2 separate regions of the Homo sapiens genome follow, and region 2 is linked to region 1. Evidence: read pairs that join two places in POLR2A ChIA-PET (ENCODE). Cell type or tissue: CD4-positive, alpha-beta T cell. All regions are shown on one strand. Links, peaks and the distances in the headings refer to the core of each region. The heading gives the core; the rest is flanking DNA.

What was found. ChIA-PET counts read pairs that join two places held together with the same protein. Peaks named below come from ENCODE experiments on the same cell type or tissue, not always from the same donor. Only the 100,000 strongest peaks of a DNase experiment are listed, where the experiment ranks them.
Region 2: POLR2A ChIA-PET joins it to region 1 with 5 read pairs; 2 of 35 experiments call an interaction of 5 or more read pairs at or near these places.

Annotation. Positions count from the first base shown.
Region 1 is chr17:73,898,902-73,906,009 of GRCh38, forward strand. No RefSeq gene overlaps it. Among named protein-coding and RNA genes, the nearest start is that of LINC00469, 74 kb to the left of the region's middle. In CD4-positive, alpha-beta T cell, for the core only: no CTCF peak of the experiment used is centred there; a DNase peak (open chromatin) is centred at 3,310; H3K4me3 peaks cover 863 bases; H3K27me3 peaks cover 2,069 bases.
Region 2 is chr17:73,782,746-73,789,225 of GRCh38, forward strand. The region is part of intron 2 of LINC00469 (long intergenic non-protein coding RNA 469); the gene reads right to left. LINC02092 (long intergenic non-protein coding RNA 2092) reads left to right here and starts at 4,077. Exons shown (of 7, transcript NR_040020.1): 1 at 4,077-5,069. In CD4-positive, alpha-beta T cell, for the core only: no CTCF peak of the experiment used is centred there; no DNase peak of the experiment used is centred there; H3K27me3 peaks cover 413 bases.

The DNA.
Region 1 (7,108 bases), core at 520-5,519:
TCAGGAGTTCAAGACCAGCCTGGGCAATGGTAAAATCCCATCTCTATCAAAAATACAAAAAATTAGCCAGGTGTGGTGGTTCACACCTGTAGTCCTAGCTACTCAGGAGGCTGAGGCAGGAGGATCAAGTAAGGCTGGGAGGCAGATGTTGCAGTGAGCTGAGATTGCACCACTGCACTCCAGCCTGGACAAGAGAGAGAGACTGTCTCCAAACAAACAAAAAAACAAAACAAAATAAAAAAACTACCTACCTCATAGATAGAACGACCACCTAATTTATTGTCCAAACTGGGACACTTATAAAAATTCTTCATAATTACATCAGGAGAAAGGCATCATTGGGAATAATCCCACAAAAATCTCAGTGCGTGGTGTCACCCTCCAAATGGGGACGTTGTACAGATGCAAGCAGGAAACGTAGATACGTTCCTGGAACAGACGGCAGGAGCATGTGGGCTGTTCCTGGCTTTTCTTGTCTACACAGAACTTTCTACTATAATTGTCCCCCTCTCTTTGGCGTCATTGTTGTCTTCCTCTCTCCTGGGCCATTTCACCAACCCATAAACACGCATTAATAGCTCCCTCTTTTTTTTTTTTTGAGATGGAGTCTTGCTCTGTTGCCCAGGCTGGAGTGTAGTGGTGTGATCCTAGCTCACTGCAACCTCCGCCTCCTGGGTTCAAGCAGTTCTCCTGCCTCAGTCTCCTGAGTAGCTGGGACTACTTAGAGCCCACCACCACATCTGGCTAATTTTTTTTGTATTTTTAGTAGAGACAGGGTTTCACCATATTGGTCAGGCTGGTCTTGAACTCCTGACCTCGTGATCTGCCTGCCTCAGCCTCCCAAAGTGCTGGGATTACAGGAGTGAGCCACCGTGCCCCGCCCAGCTCCCTCTTTAAAAATAAGAAAAACAATCTCTTCCCAGCCCTCTCCCCTCTCTGGCCAGTACCCCATCTTTCTGCTCCTCTATAGAAAAACTCCTCCAAAACTGCCTATGTGCTCCAGCTCCATTTCCCTTCTCCAAGGGCTTCTTCTTGACTCAGTGATAGCCGAAGACCTTCCATGGCCTCTACACTCTGCGCGACCTGTCCCCTGCTGATTTCTGTACCTCCTCTCCCACTGCCTCCAGACGACCCACTCTTTTCCCATGTTCCTCAGACACACCAAGCTCTTCCCAAACTCGCGGCCTTCGCATTGACCGTTCCCTCTGCCTGGAACACCTTTCCTTATGTTTTTGCATGATCACTCCTTTGCTTTCCTCAGGTCTTGGCTCTAGCCCCTTCCCTGCCTGGTTTCTTCCTAATACTTCTGCATCCTGAAATTAGATCATATGTTATTTGGATGCAGTGGGATGTTTGGTCTCCCTTTCTGGAAGGTAATTTTCAGGGTCAGGGACTTGTTTGCTCACGACTGTGTCCTCCAAGACCAGAACGGTGCCTGGCATGTGGTAGGTGCCCAAACAGCACTTCCTGAATGAATGAAATGATACGTAATTTTATAGTTTACGATTATTCACAGTATACACTAACATCATTAGCAATAGTGTATGGAGTTAACTGGCCAGGATAGCCAAGCACATTGGAGGTTTTTTTTTGAGTTGACTCCTCCTCCCCCTAACCTATCCCTTTTGCCAGACTGCATGTTTCAGGAGGGCAGTTGTTCCCCGACCTGGGAGGTGCTTCAGCCCACAGTTTTCCAGATGGGCTCATTGCATTTCCTGGGTTCCAAGCTCCTCAGATGTGATTACCACCAGCAGGAGCGCCAACACAGCCCGCGAGCCCTGCCCGTCCATCAGGGATGGGAGGCAGGCAGTCCCTGTTGTCCTTCCTCTCACCCTCTGCCCTCTCAGGCTTCCACTGAGCATTAATCACACAGCCTGAAGGAATGCCTGAAGCAAAGTCCAGTTCAGAGGAGGCCCGCTGGCCTGAAAGAGGAATGGACGAGAATACAGGGAAACCTGCCAGCCTCCACCCACAGGCCTGGTCTAGCTGGCTCCAGGTTCATGGAGCCCCTCTCCAGTCTCCAGGAATGGGTGCTGCAAGAGCTGAGATCTTAGTCCATCACTCTCCGGCCAAAAAAGGCTGAGTTCTGGCAGGTAAGGCTGCTGCTGAACAGTTAAGATAACTATGCTTCCTGTACACCACCCTGCATGGCCTGGGTCCTCCGCACCTTCCCCTCTCACCATCCAGCATTGAGGTGCACCAGGCCAGCTGGTTGACCTCTTCTCTCCCCCTAGTACACTGTGCTCCTTGTCCTGACCCATTTGGGGCCTTTTAAGGCCCCCCATTGTCGCAGAACTTCAGGAATAAAGCTGGATTGGGCACCCGGTCTGTCTCTTTCTGGTTCTGTAATTGAACAGGCTGTTTAATCCAGGGATCGGCAAACATACTCTGCCAAGAGCTGGACAGTAAGTCCTTTAGGCTTTATGGACCACATAGTCTCAGTCATAGCTACTCAACTCTGCCCTTGTAGCTCAAACACAGCCATGGACTATCTATAAAGGAGTGGGTGTTGCTGTATGCCAATAAAACTTTATTGACACGAACAGGAGGTGGGCCACATTTAGCCCATGGACCATAGGTTGCTGACCCTGATTTACCCTTCTGACCCAGTTTCCTCACCTATAATATAGGGACAATAATGCCTTAACATGACCACTGAGAGTTGATACAAACAAAAGTACTTACAACTGCACAATCATGTTGGGTTTTTGTGTTTTATGGCAATCCCTCACCTTGCATCCTTGCCCAGAGGAGCGGGGCAGGCCCCAGCAGTGCCTCGCTGAGTGCTGTGGCCAAGCACATCACTTTGACTTCGTGGCTGGGAGACTGCGAACCTCAGACTACCTGCGTTATGATTTATTTCAGCGTGACTAGTATACATCTTGGTTCTGCAGCGAGTGGAGGGAATGAGGAGGGCCTTTCAAGGGAGGCGGGATTGCATTCGCACCTGATTACGCTGCGCGGACACAACAGAGGCGCCCGGACCCGCAGCCCTGCCTTCGCCGCCTTTGCTGGGCTGTTTGCGCTTCGTTTCCTTCTCGCCGCCCCATGGCGCGCTTTCTCTCTTCTTTATTTCGCCGGTTCTCCCCGCTCCTAACCTGCTTAACAACTTACCTCGCTCTCCCGCTTGCTCTCCCCCCGCCCCCCATCTCCACTGGTTCCCGAGCTTCTCTTCATGTCCCTAATGGCGTGGCTGCGCCAGCATTTAATAAAAGCTGCTGACCGGGAAATCCGAGCTAACTGAATTACTTCCTCATTAAAGAGGCGGGCAGATTCTTGGGCCCCGCGTGCAGCCACCCTCGCTGCCTCCCTCCCCGCCCCGCTCCGCCCTGCTGGTCCCGCCTGCCGTCCGCAATTAGGCGGCAGATGCTTGCCGCCCGGTGGTGGCCTGGGTTCTGCAGGGACTGAGGGGGCTCGTCGGCTTCTCTCCAGGGTGGATCCCAGCTCTGCTTCCTTTTCCTTCCTTCTCAGACCGTCAGTTTCTCAGCCAGGGAGCTCCAGGCCAGCTGGAGATCAGGAGAAGAGAGGTGGCCTGCTCAAGGTCACCCGAGCCTCCTCCTACCCGAGTTCCAACGGAGACCGCTGGCTTTGGCCTGGGCAGGGGAGCTGGTGATTCCTAAGATCTTCCTTTGGCTTCAGAGAAGTTGGCTTCCTGGCAAGGCTTCCAGGAGATTCCCACAAGCCAACTGGAGTCCCCCGAGAAAAAGGAAAGAGGGGTTGGACTCCAAGGATCCATCCGGCGCCTCCTTTCCACCTCCCGGCTCTGTGTCTGTCACCGGACCAGGGCCTCTGATTCCCCGTGTGCCCCCATTGGGTCTTCCGGGGCTGTGCCAGAGGCCTCCTGTCTGGCCAGTACCCCAGGGCGCCACATCCCCAGGCCGGCCTGCCGGCCTCTCCCCTCGGAGTTCCCACCTGCTTCTCTTAGCGAGAGCTTCCCGCGTCGAGGGCTGGCTCAGTGCCAGGCAGCTGGTAAGTGCTTTACAGGTGTTGTTGCGGAGAAAACCAGAAACCGTTATTTTAAAAGCTGGCCATACTCTGAGCCTTTTACTCGCAGGCAATGGAAGATTTACTCGTTCTTTTGTTTAAGAAAACACCTTAATGGGCCTGTTGGCCTCTGGGTACCGTCTAGATGGGAGAAGATTGAGACAAAGAAACATTGGCCTGTTCTGCATCATAAAGTAAAGGGAAGTTTAGGTTCCCTAAGCTAGGGAGGAGTGGAAGGGGGCGGGGACAGGGAAAGGAACCTTGCCAGGCGGATAAAGAGGGAAGAAAACAGGCTGGTTACAGCTTAGGGAGCCTGGATGCTGCGGTCAAACACAGCCTGGAAAAAACACCTTAGACCCTGAAACTGCCACCACCCCTACGGAATCAGGCGAGACGCTGGCCAAAGCTGGATATCCTACATCATTGTAACCCAAGTTTCTTGTCTTGGAATGAAGTTCGTGCAAGAAGAAGCCCCTTTCCGGGACTTGGAATCCTAAACCAGTGCCACTTGGTAACTCTTCACTCTGTCTTTGTTCTCCAGACCTCCCGGTGAAGTGGTTCCGGCCTGTGGTTCTTGGAGATCCAGCTGGTGCTGCTGTTTGATTATAATGCAGTAGTTTGAATTCATGGATGAATGTCCTCTGCATTGTCTCATGCGAAAGGTTCCCAGTAATCTTGTTTAGGAAGGACTGGTGAATGAATTTTGCTTGGAGGACCCCAGGCTTGGGATGTGGTAGCTACTGCCACAGCCTCTACTCTTCTGGCTATCCAGTTAAGGTTAGGCCTTCACAGGAGGGGGCTGTGTGTCTCTGGGACACCTGTTGACCTAAGTGCTGTCCCTCCTATGGCTGGCTGAGAAAAGACCCAGCTTTCTGGGGGTCTCTCTGTCAGCACAAGGCCTGGCTCTTCATCCCCGCTGCCACACCCTCTTCCCTGGTGCTGAGACCTGTTGGGAGTTTGGGAAATCGTAGCCTTGGCTGTTTACCCAGGAACCTTCTCTTTTTCTCAGTGGGTTGCAGGAGAACAGAAAGGGAGGTCAAAGCGTGCTTGCTTGTGTCTGCAGGGGAAGACTCGTTCATGTAGAGGAGTAAAGCCTACCCCAGTGCCAACTCTGAGACTTGGGAAAAATCACCGTTTTATCAGAGTTTATACCAAGGCACTATGAAATTCACAGATGGCTTTGCTCTCCTGTCTTAGTGTGGTTCTCTCCAAAGGAGACCCTGGGACAAGGACTTGGTTGCAGGTAGCTTATTTGGAGAGGGATACCAAGAAGCTGGGGACCCACTCAGGAATCATGGAGAACATGCTTTGAGACTGTCCCCCTCCAAAGGATGGGGGAGCTGAAGCCTTTATCCTCAGACTTGCCCTGCCTTGGCGGAGGGTTATTAAATTCACAGTATTGAATTCCCAGCACTTTAGGGTGCTCAGTGCATAGGTTGCACAGGCTGTGCAAGCTCTTAAGGCACTGGGGAATGATCAGAAGCAAAACATCAGAGAACCCCAGGTGCTTGAGGTAGAAGGCTGCCAGCACAGACAGGTACAGGTGGGAAGATTGCTTGAACCCAGGAGGTTGAGGCTACAGGTACAGGTGGACAGAGAGGTTATGAAAAGTGTTTGCTATAACCCCCAACCCTAAAAGCCCCAGAGCAAATTTCAGAAAGAAATTCAAGTCCTCTAGGGCTGCTGGTAGGGGTGCAAATGAGTTGGGAGAGTGAGTTCCTCATGCCTTCCTTATCCACATAGTTCCAAGGTTTCCATCGTCCAACTACAGTGTTTCAACAAAGAGACATGCTGGGCGTGGTGGCTCACGCCTGCAATTCCAGCACTTTGCGAGGCTGAGGCGGGCAGATCACCTGAGGTCAGGAGTTCAAGACCAGCCTGGCCAACATGGCATAACCCCGTCCCTACTAAAAATACAAAAATTAGCCAGGCGTGGTGGTGGTCTCTTGTAATCCCAGTTATTTGGGAGGCTGGAGTGGGTGAATCGCTGGAACCCGGGAGGTGGAGGTTGCAGTGAGCCAAGATCACACCATTGCGCTCCAGCCTGGGCAACATAGCAAGACTCCATCTCAAAATAAATAAATAAATAAATAAATAAATAAATAAATAAATAAATAAATAAAAATAAAGTAAATAAACAAAGAGACAGTAAATGCCTGGAGAATGAATTAAGACCCATAGTTCTGGGTTTTTAATGGGATTGTCGAAGAGCTAGACCCATGATGAATTTAGGAAAATTTGGGATAGATATGACAAAAGAGTTTATAGCCATAATATATAAAGCCGTGCCATATTCAATAAGAAAGCAATCACAAGCTGACAGAGAAAACAGTCAAATTATACCAACAGGCAGTTCACCAAAAAATACATGCATATTGCCAATAAATAACTAAAACTATTTCTATCTCATTTGTAATAAAACATAATTTCAGACAAGGTATTATTCTTTCCCCATCAGATTGGCAAAAAGTTTACAAGATTGATACCAGCCAGGGTTGGTGAGGGTGTGGGGAGAGAGACATTCTCAGGCTGTCCACTCTTTTCAGAGACGAGTTTGGCAATATGCATTAAACATGAAGGGTGGGCATGAACCTTGACCAGTTCCACTGCTAGGCATGTACCCCACAGAAATATCAGTATCACCATATATGCACAAAGATGTTACATACAAAGAAGTTCCTTTCAGTTATACTAACAAAATTCGAGCCAGTCTAAGTGTCTATGAGGGATGTAGTTAAAGTACAGCACATCCAGGCCAGGCATGGTGGCTCACACCTGTAATCCCAGCACTTTGAGAAGCCAAGGCAAGAGGATCACTTTAAGCCCAGGAGTTTGAGATCAGCCTGGACAATGTAGTGAGACCTTCTCTATCAAAAAAAAAAAAAAAATCAGCCAGGTGTGGTGGTGCACACTTGTAGGCTCAGCTACTTGGAAGGCTGAGGTGGGAGGATTGCTTGAACCCAGGAGGTTGAGGCTGCAGTGAACTGTGATCATGCTACTGCACACCAGCCTGGATGACAGAGTAAGACCCTATCTCAAAAATAAATAAATAAATAGCATGTACATACCCTGGAATACTATACAGCTATTAAAAAGAATGAGAGAGACTTGTCAGAGGTCCTTT
Region 2 (6,480 bases), core at 1,481-6,480, 120 kb before region 1:
CACCGGTCCTCCATCCAGCTCTGTCGCAAAGTAGCCATGTGGTCTGGATTCCTCCCACACATCCTGTTCCCTTCAGTCCCCAGGCTCTCCCTACCCACCTCTGCTTGTCCCCACATCCTCTGCATACTATGAGGAAGCACCACCCACAGCCTCTGGAAGCAGGATGCTTGGCTTCAGATCCTACCACCTTGGGCACATCACTTTACCTCTGTGTGCCTCAGTTTCCTCCTCTATAAAATGGGCACAACACCAGCACCTAGCACTCAGGGTGGTTGTGACGATTAAGTGTGTTAATGCAAGAGCACCTCACACATGGGCCCATGGTACATGCCATGTAAGTGCCAGCTGCTCTGCTCATTCCATGTATCATTTTCCCACCAAATCGATGTGACTTCAAAGGAAGGGCACAGAGACTCATGCCGTATTACCTGTAACATTTAGCGTCCACACCCTTGGTTCTCAAACTTAAGCATGCAACAGCGTCACCTGGAGGGCTTGCTGGAGCACAGCCTGCTGGGCCCCTTCCAGAGCTTCTGATTGTGCAGGTCTGGGGCGGGGCCTGAGAATGTGCATTTCTAACAAGTTCCCAGATGCTGCTGCTGGTCCAGGGACCACACTTTGAGAACCACTGGACTAATTTACTACTCAGATTGTATTGGCATCCATCTAGAAATGAACACATATTTGAGCACCTACAATGTGCCCACCACTGTATTAGGAGCGTTCGCATATTTCATTTTATTTTCACCAGAAAGCAGCAAAATGGGCCTCATTCTGCCCATTTTCCACCGAAGTTACCAATGCTCAGAGAAGCTACGTGACTCTCCTGAAGTCCTGCGACTTGAACTCTGACCTCTGGGTGTCAGTTTCAGTTGTCTACTTTTCCATTGCTTTTTGAACCTAGTTTTGGGATAGAAACAGTACCAGGGGAACCTGCAGAGGAGGAAGGAGCCCTTGGGAAAAGGTTTCTCCTAGGTGATCAGAGGTCTGCACGTGTCTGATGTTTATTGTGGAGATGCCAGAAATCCACTGAATTAGGAGACCCAGAGGGGCTGCACCTTGAGCCACAGCTCCTGCCCAGTACGTGGCTCTCTAGGGCCACAAAGAGGACACCCAGAGCTCAGTCTGGGCAAGCTGCCTGTGGCTCGTGAGTGGCACCCCCATAGTTTGAGACCCCCACCCCAGCGGAATGAGCTGGGCTGTCTCTCCACCTCTCCTCCATTCCCTGCACTTTCTCCCACAGCCTGGAAAACAGGTGCTGCCCATTAACAGGGGAACAGCGCCAATCAGGAGGAAACACTCCGCATTAAGCCCTTGACACATGCCACAATTTTGACAAATAAGACACAAAAGCAGGAGGTGCCAGGAGCCCCAGAGTTCAGGCCTAGCTGCTGGCATGAAAGAAGGAGGTCAGGAGTGGAGGCTTTGGCTGAGAGGAGCTGGGCACGGGGAAGGGGAGCTGGGAGGGGGCCCACCAGGTGCCACTCCTCACAGCCTTTCATCTGCCTGGGAGCCCGGAGATAGACGCTGCATGAGCCAGGCCTGAGCCAGCAGAACTGTTGGCCTGGAGAGAGGATGCAGAGCGCTGGCGAACCCCAACCTTACCGCCACTTCTTAACCTCACTGCAGGGTTCCAAGACTCTCCCCAGCCCAAATGCAAAGAGCCTCCAGGATGCTGATTTGCATGTGATTTGCATGCTGGATCTGAGGTCCCCGCGTCTCCTCCCTTCCCCTGTCTCCAGTTCCTTTCTCTGCAGGGTTGAGCTCCAGCAGGTTGACAACTAACCTGGGAGAAAGGAGTGGCTTCCTTTCCTATGCTGGGGACTTGTGACCCCCCATGTACAGTACAGCGAGGCTGAGGGAGCAGAGGGAAGAGGTGACAGGACCACAGCTCTACCGGGTGGCTCCTTCAGGGGATTTCAGTGCCTATGAGGAAGGATACTCAGCTGTCCCCTGGCGATCTGGTTAAAATGCAGATTCCAGCTCCTCAGGTCTGGAGTAAGACCCAGATCCAGCATTTCTAACAAGATCCCAAATGATGCTGCCTCCCAGGCTACACTTGAGTAGCAAGGGTGTAGGGCTGTGGGCATGTGGGAATCCCCTGGGGGCCTTCCACACTGACACTGGGTTCCACCCCAGAGATTCCGATATAATGGTCCAGGCTTGGGCACCAGGAGATTCTAACATGCGACTTGAGCTCCACTGTGGGACACCTGTACCCGTGTGTAGAACAAAGTGATTGTAATGACGCTGACCTCCTGTGAGGAGAAGAAGAGATGGAAAACTCATTAGAGGATAAACACCGGCCGTTCATTCAGCCGTTAGAGAACTAGACCACCAAAGGAGATGCCGCTTGCTCCTCGCACTCCACACACGCTCCAGGTCATTTACCAGAGAGCAGGAACAGGCCACTGGACTGTCAGTTCCAGGAGGAAGGGTCAACGATGGCTTTGTTCATGGATACACCTAGTGCCCAGCATCTGCAACATGGTAGGGGTGGGACGGGGGGATGATGGACAGGGGGCACCGCAGGAACGGATGCTGGCCAGTGATGGGGAGAGCACTGCATCCTCATCTCCAGCCTGCCATACTTCCCATCAGGAGGGGATCTTTTCTGTGACTCCAGAATGGATTTGGGAGGACTTATTCCTTGTGAAAAACATTGTCACACCCTCGTTAATCAAGCTTTCTTCCTTGGCAGAGAGGATGGAGAGGAAGAGGAAACTTTCATTCCACAGAAGGGCATCTGCCAATTTCCCACTTGGGGACGAGATTGAAATAGCTTTTTCAGATCCTCCAGTTAAGCTGACACATGTGGACCCTTCAATCCTCCACTGGGTTCCCTCCCAGGAGCAGTTATCTCGGCTCCAGCAGAACGGCTCTATCTCACCGCAGCCTGCCAGCTGTCTCGCTTCACAACAGAGAGAAGCTGGGGCCCCAAAGACAGTTCTGGTGCAAATAGCGTCGGAGAAGCAGACGCTGGAGCACTGGCGAGGGGAGGGAAGGGCGGCCAGGTCAGCTGGGCCACCCTTCATTCACATGGTCAGCCAGTGCCTAGGAGCTGTGAGGTCTTGGGGGGGGCCACGTGGAGCTGCAGCCGGATAACAGGGCCAGGGCTGAGAGTGATCTGAAGATGACAGAGCTAAAAAAGCATCACTTTAAGGTGAGGAAGGTAAATGCCACTTCTGGGCCGGCACCGTTCCCCAGGCTGGGAATGAGATAATGAATTATTACCCAAGGAAATGAAACCGCTAATAAAATCAAAAGCAAAGCTAGGGGAGGTTAAACTCCATTTTTAAAAAGGCGCTGGTGATTTATAGAGTGCCCTCTCTCCTTGCCTCCTAGGGCGCCAGCGGCTCCCCCTGTCCCTCCCCCTCTTCCCCACCTGCTGGCCCCTGACCCTCTGGACATACAGATCCTGGCCTCTCTGCCAGCTCTCCCCAGCCTCTGGCTGTTCTTTTTTCTCCATCCCCCTAGTGAGCCACTCCCACCCTCAATGGGAATTTAAAGGCTTGATTTGTGCTGAAATTTGGGCCAATTGATTTCAGGAGCTCAGTCCCCAAGGAATGGCTACCAGGAAATCCGTTTTCCTTAGGAATCCATTCCGACCTTTGAGCCAGCAAATTACAAGTAGAACCAGCCCCCGAATGGCAATCAGGTTTTGGAGGCTGGCGCTGGGCGGGTGTGGTTCATGCAGTGAGTGACTAATTGATAGGGCCTTCGAGCGGGAACCTGGCCCTCTCCTGATTCAGGGAAGCTCACTGGCTACATTTTCCTTCTCGCTGTGTCTGCTCTAATCCCTAGCAAGCTCCATTCCTGAAACCCTGGCCCCCTCGGTCTTGGCTCCCCTCCTTCCCTGCCTGAAGCCATCAAGCCCCTGCTGTCTGACCTCACTGCCCGTTTCCGTGGCGACGGCCCTGTGATGTCACTGGTGGTGGCCTGTGAGCCTTCAGGTGGGTAGGATGACAGCAGCAGGTGCCCAGGAGGAGGGGAGGAACAAAGATCTTGTTTTTGTGCCATCATCCCTGATACATAATGAAAACCCAGGGTAGGGGTGGGGTGGGAATGGAGTGGGGAGATCTGACTCTGCAGCCATCCCTCACCACTCCTGCTTGGACATCGCCAGGCTCAGCTAGAGAAGGCAGAAAAAGTTCCTCCAACTCCTTCCCCAGGCACCTATGCAGGCTCCACACTCCTGCCTGAACAGCTATGATTTTAAAAGCCATCGAGTCATGAAGAGAAGTGTGCCAGTGTGTGCTGGACTCAGTTTCCCCTGTGCACCATTTTCCCCAGTCAGCCCTGCACCTTCCAAGAACTATGACCCGAAGGCACACCCTAGTCAGCTCAGGCCCCACATTCCTGCAAAAATAAGGCTCCAGGGCTCCCTCATCGCAGCATGGGTTCTGCAGGAAGCCCCAGTGCCAAGTGGCTTTCAAAACTAGCCTCAGCTAGCAACGTGGCGGCTATTTCAGCGACCGACAAAAGCAGCTCCCCCAGCCTCCCTTGGTGTTTGTGGTCCCTTTTGTTCCAGCCAGGCACCATGAGGAAAATGCAGCAACCGTTTGGAAACAAAGGCTCGGGCAGGCTCTCTCCAGTCTGAAAAGCCCACTTTCACTTGAGTTTCAGGTAATTTGCTGTGCAGCCTGAATTCGTTAGACAAATTAGGCTCACTTGGACTTCAGGTGGCTCAATTACCTGGGTGATTTGCATGTTTATGAGTGAAGGGGACTGCACAGTAGCAGAAAGCAAATTTGAAATCCTGACTTTGGGGGCCCTGGAGCCCCTTTGCTGCACCTTTACTTTCCCTACCAGAAAGGAGGAAGGACAGAGTAGCTCCCCAGCAAGCAGATCAGCGGATGTCACATAACCACAGGGCAGTCATCAGGGAGCACGACCCCTCCCCAGGGCCACGCAGGCCTTAGTTTCTCCTTCTGGATCTGCCAGCAAAACAAAGGTAACTGCCTAAGAACAGCTTCCAAAGATGGAAGAAGAAAGTGAGAAAATCTATATTATTGATCGTTCATACCTAAGGAAAAGAGGCAAGAGGATTCCCATAGCCCAGCTGGGAGGTGAAGAGTTAATCCTATAATCTAGTCTGCCAGGGAGCAAGGCAAGGACTGGAGCTATTTTCAACCCGAAGTGTGCATGCAGAATGCTTGATGCCTGGGGGGAGGAGCTGGAAAGCCTGAGACCATTTGAAAGCATTAATTGAGTACCCAGGGTATATAGACCCTATTCTCAGGCCATGCTGGAATTCCAAAGGACAAGGGGGCTGTCTCCTGTCTTCTATTAGAGCATGGACCACCTTCCCCCACTTTCAATTTCTTCTCTGTGCCCACTCCCCCTCCCCAGGCCACAGCTCCTTCCTGGGCTCCGTGAAGTACCTACAGATGCCTGATGACCTTTTTAGAGTTGGCCCAATTACTCAACTGAAACAGCTTAAGCATTGCAAATTCACACACGCAGACTCTGCTAGTTGTCTGAGTAAGAGCTAGAGCGCTGGGCCCTGGCTGTATATTGGACTCACCTGGAGAATGTTTTAAATGATTGGAACCTGAGTCCCACCCCCAGAGAGTATGATTTAATTGGTATTGGATGCAGTGGCATTTTTTAAAAGCTCCTCTGGTGATTTAAACATGCCACAAAGCCTGAGAGCCCCTGAGCTGGAGGATTTGGGATTTTTGAATTGTTTAATGATGAGTCGTTGGGCTGAAATTGATCAAGTGTGATGGGATCAAGACAGGCTTAGATTCTATGCACCTGGTGGGCTGCTATCTTGAAACAAAATAGTGATGTAAGGTTTTCATATGAGTGTGATTGTAATGGATCTACATAAGAGTTGGTATGAGTATAGATTTGCCTGGAGTAAAGTCTTCACTAAACTGGCATTAGTTGAGGGAAGAGGTGGCAGGAAGAAGTAATCGATATTTCTTGAGTATCTGTTGCGTGCCAGGAACTGTGCTTGGAAGACTATACTGATATTTCATTTATTGTTTCCAACCACATGGCAAATGGGCATTACTCCTACTTTACAGATGAGGAAACTGAGACTCAGAAAGGATAAGTGTAATTTTGCCTGAGATTATACAGCTATTGAGTTTTGGGAGACAATTTTCTGAGGGCCCCTCACATTTCTGTGTGTCTTGCAAAGAGAGACACTGACTGCCTTTGTCTGAACTATCCTTATAAGGATGCTTGCCTGGTGAACAGCTTTGGAAAATCCAATATCTTCCTCTGGAGCAAAGGGTAGGCATGCTTACTGTCCATTATAAAAGATTCCTATTCCTTAAGCTCAGGATTCCTCTTTTGGAACACAGTCCACTCTGTGTGAGCAGGTATCACCTAGGGCCCTCTTTGTGCTGCCTTATGGAGACCATGGCTTGGAGAATTGGCACAAAACCCTAATACTCTGGCTGCTACTATTGTGTAATAAACTGTCCTTTGTCTCTGATCCATGAGTCTCATGTCTTCCACCAGCAT